Regions from separate parts of the Homo sapiens genome. Here region 2 is linked to region 1. Evidence: read pairs that join two places in POLR2A ChIA-PET (ENCODE). Cell type or tissue: IMR-90. All regions are shown on one strand.

Region 1 (5,000 bases):
CTCTAAAACTGAATCAGTAATAAATAGCTTACCAACCAAATAAAAGCCCAGGACCAGACAGATTCATAGACAAATTCTACCAGCTGTACAAAGAAGAGCTGGTAACGTTTCTACTGAAACTATTTGAAAAAAATGAGAAGGAAGGACTCCTCCCCAACTTATTCTTTGAGGCCAGCATCATCCTGATATTAAAGTCTGACAGAAACACAACAGTAAAAGAAAACTTCAGGCCAATATCTTTGATGGACATTGATGAAAAAATCTTCAACAAAAAAACACTAGCGAAACACATCCAGCAGCACAACAAAAAGTTAGTCCATCATGATCAAGTTAGCTTTATCCCTGAGATGCAAAGGTGGTTTAACATATGCAAATTAATAAACGTGATTTGGCAGAGTGCGGTGGCTCACGCCTGTAATCCCAACACTTTGGGAGGCTGAGGTGGGCAGATCACAAGGTCAGGAGATAGAGACCATCTTGTCCAACATGGTGAAACCCCATCTCTACTAAAATACAAAAAATTAGCCGGGTGTGTTGGTGCGTGCCTGAAGTCCAAGCTACTTGGGAGGCTGAGGCAGCAGAATTGCTTGAACCTGGGAGGTGGAGGTTGCAGTGAGCTGAGATTGCGCCACTGTACTCCAGAATGGTGACAGAGCAAGACTCTGTCTCAAAACATATAAATAAATAAAAACAAAAATAAATGTGATTCATCACATAAACAGAACTAAATACAAAAACTACATGATTATCTCAATAGATGCAGAGAAAGCTTCTGATAAAACTCAACATTCATTCATGTTAAAAACTCTCAAGAAACTAGCTATTGAAGGAACAGACTTAAAATAGTAAGATCCATCTATGACAAATCCATAGCCGACATCTTACTGAATGGGCGAAAGCTTGAAACATTTCTCTGGAAAACCGGCACAAGACAAAAATACCCTCTCCATCACTCCTATTCATCGAAGTATTGGAAGTCCAGGCCAGCGTAATCAGGCAAGAGAAAGAAATAAACGACACCCAAATAGGAAGAAAGGAAGTCAAACTATCCCTATTTGCAGACGATATGATTCTATATCTAGAAAACCCCATAGTCACAGCCCAAAAGCTCCTTCAGCTGATAAACAACTTCAGCAAAGTTTCAGGATACATCAATGTACAAAAATCACTAGCATTCCAGCCAGGTGTAGTGTCTCATGCCTGTAATCCCAGCACTTTGGGAGGCTGAGGTGGGTGGATTGCTTGAACCCAGGAGCCCAAGACCACCCTGAAAAACATGGTGATACCTTGTCTCTACAAAACATAAAAAATTAGGTGGATGTGGTGGCATGCACCTGTGTTACCACCTACTGGGTTAGCTGAGATGGGAGGATTGCTTGAACTTGGGAGGCAGAGGCTGTAGTGAGCCACGATCTTGCCACTGTACTCCAGCCTGGGAAACAGAGCAAGATCTTGTCTCAAAAAAAAAAAAAAAAAAAAAAAAAAAAAAAAAAAATTACTAGCATTCCTATACACCAAAAACAGCCAAGCTGAGGGCAAAGTCAAAAATACAATTCAATTCACAATACTCACAAAAATAATAAAGTTCTTAGGAACAGCTAACCAGGGAGTTGAAAGATCAGTACAATGAGAATTACCAGACATTGCTTAAAAAATCAGAGATGAAACAAACAAATGGAAAAACATTTCATGCTCATGGATAGGAAGAAATTAATATGGTTAAAATGGTCATACTGTCCAAAGCAATTTACAAAATCAATACTATTCCTATCCAACTACCAATGATATTATTTACAGAACTAGAAAAAAACTATTTTAAAATTTATATGGAACCAGAAAAGAACTTGAATATCCAAGGCAATCCTAAACAAAATCAACAAAGCAGGAGGCATCACGTTCCTCGACTTCAAACTATACTACAGGGCTGTAGTAACTAAAACAGCTTGGTCCTGTTGGTACAACGTGGACCTGTTGGTACAACATGGACCTCATGGTACAAAAGCAGACACATAGATCAATGGAACAGACTAGAGAGCCCAGAAATAAGCCATACACCTATAACTACGTATCTGATTTTCAAAAAAGTTGACAAAAATGAGCAGTGGGGAATGAACTTCGTATTTAATAAACGGTACTAGGGTATCGGGGGAACCCAACCCCAATATTTCAATGTAGGTTCTTTCTATTTTCCATAAGTGTCAGCTGGCTGAGAAATAAAGAGAAAGAGTACAAAGAGAGGAATTTTACAGCTGGGCCGCTGGGGGTGACATCACATGTCGGTAGGACCATGATGCTCACCTGAGGCTCAAACCAGAAAGTTTTTTATTAAGGGTTTCAAAAGGGGAAGGGGTGTAAAACAGGGAGTAGGTACAAAGATCACATGCTTCAAAGGGCAAAAAGCAGAGCAAAGATCACATGCTTCTGAGGGAACAGGACAAAGACAAAGCAGAACAACTGATAAAGGTCTATGTTCAGCTGTGCACGTATTGTCTTGATAAACATCTTAAACAACAGAAAACAGGGTTCAAGAACAGAGAACCGTTCTGACCACAAATTTACCAGGGCAGAGTTTCTTCCCCACCCTAATAAGCCTGAGGGTACTGCAGGAGACCAGGGCGTATCTCAGTCTTTATCTCAACTGTATAAGACAGACACTCTCAGAGTGGTCGTTTATAGACCTCCCCCCAGGAATGCATTCCTTTCCCAGGGTATTAATATTAATATTCCTTGCTAGGAAAAGAATTTAGCAATATCTCTCCTACTAGCATGTCTGTTTATAGGCTCTCTGCAAGAAGAAAAATATGGCTCTTTTTGCCCGATCCCACAGGCAGTCAGACCTTATGGTTGTTTTCCCTTGTTCCCTAAATATTGCTGTTATACTGTTCTTTTTCAAGGTGCACTGATTTCTTATTGTTCAAACACATATGTTTTACAATCAATGTGTACAGTTAACACAATTATCACAGTGGTCCTGAGGTGACATATATCCTCAGCTTACGAAGATAACAGGATTAAGAGATTAAAGTAAAGAACAGGCATAAAAAATTATAAAAGTGTTATTTGGGTACTGATAAATGTCCATGAAATTTTCACAATTCATATTTCTCTGCCACGGCTCCAGCCGGTCCCTCCGTTTGGGGTCCCTGAACTTTCTGCAACACTAAGGTAACTGGCTAACCATATGTAGAAGATTAATACTGGACCCCTTACTTGTCCAATATACAAAAATCAACTCAAGATGGAATGAACACTTAAATGTAGTTCTCAAAACTATAAAAACCTTGGAAGACAACCTAGGAAATACCATTCTGGACACAGGAATTGGCTAAAATTTCACAACGAAGATGCCAAAAACAACTGCAACAGAAACAAAACTTGACAAATAGAATCTAATTAAATTAAAGAGTTTCTACACAGCAAAAGAAGTTATCAATGAGTAAACAGACAACTTACAGAATGGGATAAAATATTTGCAAACTATGCATCTGACAATGGTCTAATATCCAGCTTTTTAATTTTTTTAATTTGTTTAAGGAAAGTAAATAAATTTATAAGGAAGAAACAAACAGCCCCATTTAAAAGTGGGCAAATGATGTGAACAGACACTTTTCAAAAGAAGATATACATGAAGCCAACAAGCATATGAAAAAAAAAGCTGAAATCATTTGTCATCAGAAAAATGCAAATAAAAACCACAATGAGATGTTATCTCATACCAGTCAGAATGGCTATTATCAAAAAGTAAAAAAATAGTAGGGGCTGGAGAGGTTGCAGAGAAAAGGGAACACTTATATACTGTTGGTGGGAGTGTAAATTAGTTCAATCATTGCAGAAAGCAGTATGATGATTCTTCAAAGAGCTAAAACCAGAACTACCATTAGACTCAGGAATCCCATTACTGGGTATATACCAAGAAATGTAAATAATTCTACCATTAAGACACATGGGCATGTATGTTCATTGCAGCACTATTCACTACAGCAAAGACATGGAATCAATATAAGTGCCCATCAATGGTAGACTGAATAAAGAAAATGTGGTACACATAAGCACATATGCACCATAGAATACTATGCATCCATAAAAAAAGAATGAGGTCATGTCCTTTGTATGAACATGGATGGAGCTGGAGGCCATTATCCTTAGAAAACTAACATAGGAACAGAAAACCAAATATAGCATATCCTCACTTATAAATGGGAGCTAAATGATGAAAACACAAGAAGGGAACAACAGACACTAGAGCCTACTTGGGGGTGGAGGGTGGAAAGAGGGAGAGGATCAGAAAAAGTAACAATTGAGTACTAAGTTTACATGATGAAATAATCTGTACAAAAAACCCAGTGACACGAGTTTTTTCTATATAACAACCCTGCACATGTACCCCTGAACCTAAAATAAACTTTATAAAAAATTTCAGATGAAACCAGTCACCAGTGAAACACTACTGAGTGACCCAATGATGCTGTTAGAAGAATAGAAGAATCAATACTCATGTTACGCTGTGAGCAGAAGTTTTGCCAGGACATTTATTTAATAGTGTACTTGCTAGGTCATAGATGATGTATATTTTCAAATTTACAAGATAATGCAAAAGTGCGTCTTCAAAATGGTTATGCCATATTATATCCTCACCAGCAGCATAAGACGTTGATCAACTTATCCTACAATTTTTCACATTTTATGCTTCCTCTTCAGCACGCTGCTGATTTCTCCTTATTTTTGCTCATTTTGGGGGTTGCATAGCTTATTTGTTATTGATTTGTAGGAGTTAGTTACAGATTTTGAAAACATATTCTTTCTTGATTCTGTGTGTGTGTTTACTTTTTCTTCAGGATGCTTTGATACACAGAAGTTTTTAATTTTAATGTCAAATTTATAAACTTTTTTATGCTTTGCACTTACTGCACCTTGTTTAAGACATTTTTCTTTACATTCAGATCAAATACATTGCTTATGTTTTCTTGTAAGACGTTAGTTTTTATCTTTTATGTCTATAA
Region 2 (5,000 bases), 250 kb before region 1:
ATTACAACGGTTTGTGGGGAGGGGGTTACTAATAGCAGCTTCTGGAACAACTGCAAAGGCATTATAGGAGGTGGGGAAAACCACGGTTAAGGCAGGCTCTAGATCTTTTATTTATGTATGGTTCTAGAGGTTCTGATCCATTGGGCAGAAAAGCAATGAAATAAAAACATTAAGAGAGAGATACAGAGGTAGGTGTGTGGTGGGTGTGAGGAGGAGAACCAGATGGATGATGGTTCAGGCACAAATTTGAAAATGTATTTGAATTTCAAATCCAAATACATTCCCCTAATATGAAGAAAAATCTATTTACATTAAAAAAATATCTGTAAGAATATGCAACACATCTATTTCTTTCCTTCCAAATCAAGTAGTACCTAAAGGACCCAGCAAATAAGGAACAATGCGTCTATTTTTAGAGAAGTATATTTTCCGAGTTTGTTCCTTGCCAATCCAGTATTCCATACTTTTCACTCTGACTTAAGGTATCTGCAACCACATTCTTGTCATCCAGACGATGGCATGGTGATATTTTCTCAAAGCCTTGGTTTAATTACTTGATTAGTTGTTACCTACTCACACATTGGGCTTTTCTCACGTTTTCTTTTGTTTCAGAAAATGTATTTTAATGTAAAACATACCAGGCTATTCTTTGGTATGACACCTGACGGGAAGCTTGGATCAGGTTGAGTATGGCAGAAAGTCTCATGCATCATTCCTGTGCCTAAGTGACAATCTCAGTTGAGACCTTCAGGTTTTCCCACCTTATCTATCTCAACGACTGGGTTCCTTTCCACTTTGCCATTCCTCATCCCTCCACTGACTGCCATATTGATTTTTCAAAATGTAAATATAATTATGTCACTCATCTTCCAAAAGTTCTTAAGTAATTGCTTATAACCCACAATATGATAGAAAAACTGAGAGTGGTGTAGAGGATCCTTTAGGCCTTGGGCCTGCCTACCTGCTCAGCATTATCTGCTCTACCCTCATTAACCCCCTCTGCACTGGCTATACTGAGAAATTTGGTATCCCCCAAAGTTATCATGACATGCTGCCCTTTTGGCTGGCCAGCTCTTGCTACCTGCTGCAAGAGAACAGCTACTCTCCCTTCAAGTCCAAATGTTATCTATCCTGTTGAATGAGAAATATCATTAAACACATCTTTTTCCCTTCTGTGGCATCTTGTGTGTAATTCAGAACACCAGTCATTGTTGTCTTGAAATTCTTCTAATCCAGCACTTTCACATAGGGGTCTTTCAATAATTCCTTGCTGAAATAAAGAATAAATGAAAAATAAACAGGTGCTTAGCAAATATTAAGAACATCAGAAGTTTTGTTGCTATCTTGTACCAAGTTGCTGGAAACGTTTGAGATCACATATAATATAATCAATATCTGCATATGGCTGGAAATTTCACTACCAGATTGTCATCCTACGACGAAACATTTTTTGAAAAAGATTGTCTATGTCAGATACACCTTAGTTTGAAAGCATTTTAAACTTAATTAATCTAACTTCTATATTATATTCATGAGAAAAATCAAGTTCAGGAAGGTGAAAGCAATTCACTGTGACACAGCTGAAATTAAAGGTGGGGCAGAACTAAACCAAGGTATACAGATATTCAGGCAATCATCATAATAAAAAATGAGGTCTTTATTATGAAAACAAATAGATGAAAAAAATTACAAACGGGTTCTTATTTTTATTCACCTAACTTATATAGTCATTAAATGTCTATTGTCGCTATGTTCAGGACACCATGCTACCTACTATGAATGTTACGGTGTTATGGATACAAAACAAATAGCACATAGATTCTTCACTTAAAAAATTCATGTTTCACCTCTCGTCTCCTTTCTCTCTCCCTTCCACTATCCTTCCTCTCTACCTAAGAACACTTCATAGTGTCCTAAGTTGGACCTTCAGCTAAATGATTTAAGTAAATTTAATGGTGGAAAAAATAAATAAGCACAGCACAGAGAATCCTTATAGTCAGGCTGTGGATCAGATTCTATCTCTAAGCTCTGAGGCCTTAATAAGTCAATTTATTTTTATGAGCTTTGGTTTATAACTCTGAGGGGTCACAGTGATCTCTGCTTGTCTCTGCCACAGGCTACTTTGAAAAGAAATGATGGAAATGCTTCATTTCAAAGCATTGGCTTTGGCGTCAAAGAAGCTGGTTTTGAATCTCTGCTCTGTTACTTATTAGCTGTATGAGTGTCTCTTCATGTTGAAAATGGGTTATATTTTCCACCTTATCATTGTTAGGATTACCAATATCGTAAGTAAGGATAAAGGTCTGATGTTTAGGACAGTCTCAATTAATATAAATCTTACTCATTTTAGGAATGTTTGGGAGAACTTTATCAGTCCTAAAGTTCTGTAGACACCTTAGAAATTATTTCTCCCCAGACACATACTATCTAAAGCCTGCCATTGACGAGATGGCTGGCCGAGTTGCATTAGTCTGGATATTGGTGGTCTTATGATTTCCTTCCAGAATCCACATCTTAACTACAAAGATCAGCAATAATGCTGGGTGCACATAAATGGCCTAGGAGCCTGAGGCTATGTGAAATGAGGACTACTCTGGAGTAAATTGTCATGTTCAAAAAGTAAATAATGAGTCAGACCATGCCTAATTCCACAGGAAAGAGATTAGTTGCAGCAAAAAACATGTGGAGTTAATTTAGTTAGAAAAGAAAAAATTAACATCTTGAATTCCACACAAAGACTCGTACTCCTTGGAGTTTGTGGGATTATTTACAGAGCCCCGCTGTAACCCTGCATAAACGTAGTAGGTAGGTTATAAAGCAGCAAATCAAGGATGACTATTGTTCTATTGTTACAGTGAAGGTTTCTGTTTTATATACATTATAAACCTTATTCCACATATGTAGCCTTTACTGATATGGGACCTAGGGACTTTTGAGGGAATTGAAACAAGAAGTGAGATTTACATAATGCTCTCTCGAGTTCCATTTTGGCTAAATTTTAAGACATGATTTAAAAATAATGTATACTTGGAACGAGTCAGAAGAGAGCGCTTGTTTCTACAATGTGGACGTCAGCTGTAGCTTGCATAATATAAATCTTTTATTAATTCAGTGTCCCAATTGACTGCTAAATTTTGTCATTCAGAACTTGAAGTTGCTTTCAAGTTTGCTTTTTGGGATAGTTCCTGCAATTACTATGAATTTTCATAGTTGTATAGATCCTTGGCTTCATCACTTTTACTTTCTTTTGTATTTGATGCAGGAAGAATAGAATTTGCTTCTGGCTGATTCCATCTGTAGACTTGTCCCTAAGCCTCTGTTTTATTCTGCCATGTTCTTGGACTTTTCTTTCTCTCCAGCCTTAGATAAAAGGCATCTTTTCCCAAGTGCCATTTTCAGTGTTGTTGTTGTTGTTGTTGTTTTAAAGAACTTTCTGCAAATGGTTGTCAAAGGATCTTCTATGACACAACACTGGAACAGACAAAAGAAGCAGTACTTCAGAAATAACCAAATCATCACTATTATGCACTAATCTAGCTCATCTAGCAAAAGAATTACATAGGACCGGGCGTGGTGGCTCACGCCTGTAATGCCAGGACTTTGGGAGGCCGAGGCGGGCCGATCATCTGAGATCGGGAGTTCAAGACCAGCCTGACCAACATGGAGAAACCCCATCTCTACTAAAAATACAAAATTAGCCAGGCTTGGTGGCACATCCCTGTAATCCCAGCTACTCGGGAGGCTGAGGCAGGAGAATCGCTTGAACCCGGGGAGGCAGAGGTTGCAGTGAACTGAGATCGCGCCATTGCACTCCAGCCTGGCAACGAGAGCAAAACTCTGTCTCAAAATAGAAAAAAAAAGAAAAAAAAAAAAAAGAAAAGAAAAAGCAAAAGAGTTACATAAAGAGATTGTCTAATTTATTATATTTCCCAGGGTTTTCTCCATAGCTGAAGACCCTTGCATTTTCTTATAATAAATCCAAGGTAGTAAAATCCTCCTTTACTTGAATTATTTTGTTGTTCTTCAGTAATACATTTGGCATTCGTAAAATGCTTTTTTTTGCAAACACTTTGAAATTAATTTTTTTTTTTTGAACAGAGTCTTGCTCTGTTGCCCAGACTGGAGTACAGTGGTGCAATCTCAGCTCACTGTAAGCTCCGCCTCCCGGGTTCACGCCATTCTCCTGCCTCAGCCTCCCGAGTAGCTGGGACTACAGGCACCTGCCACCACACCCGGCTAATTTTTTGTATTTTTAGTAGAGATGGGGTTTCACGATGTTAGCCAGGATGGTCTCGATCTCCTGACCACGTGATCTGCCCACTTCGGCCTCCCAAAGTGCTGGGATTACAGGCATGAGCCACTGCACCTGGCCTGAAATTAATTTTGTTTTAATCAAGTAATGTATTTTTTAAGGTATTAAAACTTTAGATGCATATTATTTTTTCTTAAATTCCTGAAGTTTAAAATGGAAAGATTTTACAAAAGTGGATTAAAATTTCGTTATATAATGCTATATGTTTACATAAATATTATTTGCAGCCATATACACACACACTATATACATGTACACATATACATTAATTAACGATTTAAATTCTCACAATCCAAAATAAATGGTTCTAGATTCATAATTATGTCAGTCACAATAATCTTTATGTTTTCTGTTTTCTCCAAATTCTCAAATAATACTTTAAAAATTACTACTTTTTTTTTTTTTTTTTTTTTTTAAGACAGAGTCTCACTCTGTCACCCAGGCTGGAGTGCAGTGGTGCGATCTCAGCTCACTGCAACCTTAGCCTCCTGGGTTCAAGCGAGTCTCCTGCTTCAGCCTCCCGAGTAGCTGTGATTACAGGCTCGTGCCACCACGCCTGGCTAATTTTTTTTTAATTTTTATTTTTAGTAGAGACGGGGTTTCACCCTGTTAGCCAGGAAGGTCTTGATCCCCTGATCTCATGATCTGCCTGCCTTGGCCTCCGAAAGTGATGGGATTACAGGCGTGA

Evidence for each region. Peaks named below come from ENCODE experiments on the same cell type or tissue, not always from the same donor. Only the 100,000 strongest peaks of a DNase experiment are listed, where the experiment ranks them.
Region 2: POLR2A ChIA-PET joins it to region 1 with 5 read pairs; 2 of 35 experiments call an interaction of 5 or more read pairs at or near these places.

What each region holds. Positions count from the first base shown.
Region 1 is chr21:27,958,271-27,963,270 of GRCh38, reverse strand. No RefSeq gene overlaps it. Among named protein-coding and RNA genes, the nearest start is that of LINC00314, 53 kb to the left of the region's middle. In IMR-90, no CTCF peak of the experiment used is centred here; no DNase peak of the experiment used is centred here.
Region 2 is chr21:28,205,598-28,210,597 of GRCh38, reverse strand. The region is part of intron 3 of LINC01695 (long intergenic non-protein coding RNA 1695); the gene reads left to right. Among named protein-coding and RNA genes, the nearest start is that of LINC01695, 21 kb to the left of the region's middle. In IMR-90, no CTCF peak of the experiment used is centred here; a DNase peak (open chromatin) is centred at 2,637; H3K27ac peaks cover 1,966 bases.